Regions from separate parts of the Homo sapiens genome. Here region 2 is linked to region 1. Evidence: chromatin loops called from intact Hi-C (ENCODE). Cell type or tissue: endothelial cell of umbilical vein. All regions are shown on one strand.

The links. Hi-C counts contacts between places; a loop is a spot of excess contacts. Peaks named below come from ENCODE experiments on the same cell type or tissue, not always from the same donor. Only the 100,000 strongest peaks of a DNase experiment are listed, where the experiment ranks them.
Region 2: a loop joins it to region 1, with 7 times the contacts of the local background. A loop is called at or near these places in 1 of 110 quality-filtered maps.

Annotation. Positions count from the first base shown.
Region 1 is chr12:43,078,538-43,081,037 of GRCh38, forward strand. No RefSeq gene overlaps it. Among named protein-coding and RNA genes, the nearest start is that of LINC02461, 76 kb to the right of the region's middle. In endothelial cell of umbilical vein, no CTCF peak of the experiment used is centred here; DNase peaks (open chromatin) are centred at 634 and 1,154; H3K27ac peaks cover 2,182 bases.
Region 2 is chr12:42,968,428-42,970,927 of GRCh38, forward strand. No RefSeq gene overlaps it. Among named protein-coding and RNA genes, the nearest start is that of LINC02461, 190 kb to the right of the region's middle. In endothelial cell of umbilical vein, no CTCF peak of the experiment used is centred here; DNase peaks (open chromatin) are centred at 1,104 and 1,764; H3K27ac peaks cover 2,245 bases.

The DNA of each region.
Region 1 (2,500 bases):
CTTTGAGAAAGAGAATGTTCATGAGATGTTCAAGTGAAATACCAGGAAGTATGATTTTTCTACCCTGTTAGATTGACTTGGGTTTCTGGGAAATAATACAACAAATTATTGGAAAATGTATTACAACCAAAATGTGAGATTTTGAATATTGAGAAGGAAGAAGATGAGTGAATGAGTGCTACCTTTTGGAAACTACACAATGCTTGATTTGGGAATTGTGATGTTCAGCTCTTTAAATTAATTTGGATATCAAATTATCAGTATATATTGTTAAATAACTGCATTCCTTACATTTTCATGAACTCTTTAAATATTTATCAATTTAGTAGTTTTCAAGTATACTAGGATGTCTTTCTCAATCTTTTTTTATGTCTGCTTTCCTTTTAAGTGTTTAGAAATCACACTTCAGTCTGTTGAAAATATATATACTTCCAGCAGTAGCATTTATTAAAACTGCTTCGGGGACTGCTTTCTGGACACCAGGCAACATTCAGTGTCATAATAAAAGCCTAACTCTGCCCAAAATACAGTGATTAATATAGTTTTTTTTTCCTTAGCTACTGAATGATTCATCAACTATTTATTGGGCTTCAGAAAGACGTTCATAAAGATGGAAAATAACAATTAGAACCCCCCGAGTGTTATTAATTTCCACCCAACTCTCTTGAACACATTACCTTTCATTACCATAATGAAAATTATTCCTACACAGTATGTCTCTCTGTGATCTGTGTGAATGCACACACTTACAAACACAATTATCTTTTCTAAGTAATAGTCTCATGTTATGCTTTTATTCTATTATTATTCTCAAAAATAGAACTGAGAGCAGGAAGTTTCCAATTCTGAATTTGTTTTTCCACACAACCATTCATAAGCCTGTTTCAGTAGATGTTGTTTGTATTTAATTATTACTGAGTCTTCATTTCCTGTGGAAAATATCAAATAAATATTACAAACATTTCTTCAGGTTACATTATTTTAATTTCCTTATGTTTGAATTAAATCTTTGTAAAACATAACCTTTCCAACATAATTTCTAGTGGGAAACATTCATAATTTCAGTGCTGTGAGATCCATATAAAATGTTCTTCCTATAATGTTTCCCTGATGTAATGTTTATCCTTTGGAGAGCCATTCTCATGCATACACTTAGCACTTCCTTCTATTGTCATGCTTAAAATATTTGATTCTCTGTCTTATCTGGAAAACATAATGGGAAGGTTTCACCTTAGTATAATTCTTTTGTTCAACAGAAATAAAAATTTCCTAATATCTTGTGTTCATGAGATGAGTACAGAGAGCAACATTCTTGAACTTAGAATATTTATTACTAATGTTTTATTTGAAGTTCCTGTTATTAATACATAAAACATGTAGATATTTGGTTACTTTCAACTATGATAAGAGTATTTTAATACAATAATCTATAATAATCTAAATAGATAATCTATTTAGAGAGAAGAATCAGGTCAATTGACTTTGTGTTTAGTTTCAAGTTTTCCCCATTCAAGTTTGTAGAAGTAGTTTAAGATAATATTAGTGTCTTGGTGTGATTTGAAGTCATTCTGCATACAAATTATCTGCGGTTCTTGTTAAACATGCAGATCCTGGGATGCAACACTCAACTGAAATAGCTCTCATCCAGTTCCATGGTGATTCTTGTCTTGTCAAACGTAATTATCATTTGACTGCTCACCAGCACTTGCCACAGTGGGTCAATTTGTCCTCTTAACACTTTCTTCTCAGGCATTTGTGAAGGGGACTCTCTTCTACCTTACAGCAATGCTCAGTCTCCTAATTTAGTTTTTCCTTTTCTGAGAATCAGCTGTTGTTAATAAGCATTCCACATAATTTCTCCCTCATTCATGATCTGGCATAATGAACCCTGTGATTCCTTTGTTATCTCAATCACTTATTATGAAGATATTTTGCCCTGTAGTTGAGATGATTTATCATTAATACATTTCATTCTTCCATTGAAAATCTATTATGTTCAAACATTCAAAGAAGCATAATGCACAGTCACTGATCTTTAAGAGAAAGACCCATATGAAAAGTTAAATGATAAAAGGGATAATGAAAGTAAAAGCTATGAATTTATAGAAAAAAATGAGTTTTTGTAAATTTCTTGGAAAAAGTAGGGATTAAATTAGGCAGTGATAGATGGCCATGCTTTAATAAGGTGAGCTATAGATCTAGTTTCTGTTTTACAACTACGAGGTCATAATGGCAAATTAAATCTCAGCTGTCAGATTTAGTCTAGAAGTCAAAGCTGTATTATATTTTAATTTATAACTATTGAGTGAGTAGGTAAGATTAGACCTAAAGAGTACATTAAATCTAGGAATGTACTAGATGTCTAGATGTGAATTGCTTTTAAGGGGGACTATTGTTCATAAGTAAAATTTACATAAATTTGTCAATTTAGGAAAATAAAAAGTTCTAAACAAACTGCAAAAAAAAAAAAAATTAAGGAAAACCAGGTAGCTAAACTTCG
Region 2 (2,500 bases), 110 kb before region 1:
ATAAAATAAAAACTCCTTGCAATCATGCTAGATTCCAGTCTCTGCCCCTCTCATCAATCTCATCTTTCTCACCCTCTCCTTTACTTGTTACACACCAGCCACACTTTCTCTATGTCCTGTAATATACCAAGTCTTCCCTACTTTGGGCCTTAGAACATGCTGACTCCTTTTCTGAAATGCTCTAATACCCCAACTCCCACCAACTAATGGTGACTCATCTCTGAGATTTCAGCCTAAATATCTTTTCACAGGTCACAGCTCAAGCATCTTTCTCCTGATCTCAAAGTGTATATCAGTTCTATTCACGTTTCTGTTTTCTTTCCTACCTGCCTGTTGTTTTCTTACACAGTACTTGTAATAATTTTAATTCTATCTTCTTCTGTGTATATACAATATTTATCTTCCTCCCTAGACTGTAGCTCAAGAGGGTGAGGATCATATCTTTTTCATCACCGTAAACTCATTTCACCACAAAGCTTGGCAAGGAGGATATACTTTAAATATTTAGATTTAATAGGAAATAAATGAATGGAAACATGGCTTTGCATATAAAGCATTAACACTGTGTCTGGCTTATAGTAAGAGTTTTATAAATGCCAACATTTATAATTTTAAACAGCAGGTATTAGATTTAGAGAGTGAGAGGGGTCAGAAAATTTTCCTGGAGGAAGTGACATTGGAATTGAAGTTTGATATCAAGTTCTTACTTTCTCATGTTTTTGGGCTTTACAGAACAGGGATTGTTAGGCTATATCAGTATGTTTTATGACAATCCATAAGAATTTTAAGAAAAAAAATGACTAATCCCTTTACTTTTGAAATTATTTAGCATAGTTTCTTCTGATGTGTTCAAAGCACTGCTTCACATTATCTCTTGGAGGCAGGTCACAGGAAAGATGGTTATTTCTGTTTCAGAGATAGAGAATTACAGAACAAAGAACAAAAGTGAAGTCAGGCTATGTGGTGGACCTTCTGGAACAGATGAAGGAATAAAAGGCAAAGGGCATCAAAGCAAACGTTAAAGCCAACAGGTCAAGGAAAGTATTACCGAATTCCCAGCAAGTTACATGTTTGGCTGCCGCAGGCTACATGCTGGAGCTGATATGTCCAAAGGGAGCATTCCGGAAAAGGGAGTGGTCTCCGTTCCAGCAGTCTGGACTCCCCAGAGTGAAACTCAAGATAGCCTCATTAGGAATCAGGATGGCTCTGTCAGAATAGGCCCTAGCCATGATTCCATGGACTGAAATGACCTCCAGCAGGTAAAAATAAGAGCTGATGAAGTCTGAGGACTTGCAAGGTGCTCACAGTCCTCATTTAGGAAGATTTTCCAGGATATACAGAAGATCTCAGATTAGAATACCTATTTATGGGGTTTTATAGGAAACCACCATGCTGCCACATACTCTATTATTTCAACTTTGCCAACTTAAGCTCATTTAAAGAGCTTAAAATAATCAAAGATGCTAAGTATTTAACATATGTTTCCGTAAAATGAGTGGAAGGAAGAAGGATAAGATCTTCCTTTTGGGCAATTCATTGGCGACTACTGCAGGAAGAAAAAAGTTTTGATTTTTGTTCAAGGAAGTTTTTTTTGTCTTTTTCCATTCTTCCTTCCTGTCTGGCCCCTAAAGTAAAAACTCCCAGAAAGCATAAAAACAGAGACTATCAAGCCTGACTCAGTTTCCTCTGTCTCCTCTTTGGCAGGCTTTTCCCAGCCCATCCGAATCACTGAAATCAGTATCATTCTTGAAATGAATACGGTTGCTTTCTCCTGCCTAACATGCCAGTCTCAGAGACTAAGGCTATGATTTCTTTGAGTCAACTTTTATTTAGTGTTTATTATGGGCCAAACTCTAAACTAAGCTCTAAATCTGCAAAGACAATAAAATAAGATGACTGCCAGTAAGAAATTCTAATCTGCTGGGTAGGGAGAAACACAATTTGCTGCAGTGTAATAATTATTCCTTGATAGACATAGTTTCTATGGGAGCCCAGGGAAGAGAATAAGACCATCAAATCATTCATTTATGGAGTGCTGACCAAAGGCGAAGCCTTACCCTGTATCTGGGAAAGATAAACACTGAAAAAAGAAAAGTTTCATTTCCTCCAGGAACTTAACATGCACTTATGAAAGGCATACACACACACACACACACACACACACACACATCAAATAATATATAATGATATCTATTTTAGGTTCCTAAAAACTAACTGTGAAAAAGTACTCCATGCTCAAAGGTGACTTCTATATCAAGCATTATAGCAGACTGGAAATCCTAAAACCCTCATCTACCTAAAAATGCTCAGTAAAATATTTAATATTTATTTTTAAATGCATTGCTGACCTGGAAACAAATTTGTATGAAGCGAAAAATAATGCAAAAGTAAAAATCCATAGAAGTAAGCCAGTGGTGAAAATCCCCCATTTTCCTAAAGTCACCTGCCATTTGCCCATAACTCAGAGCTTTGGTTTTGTTATTAAATTGGGGCCAAGAAG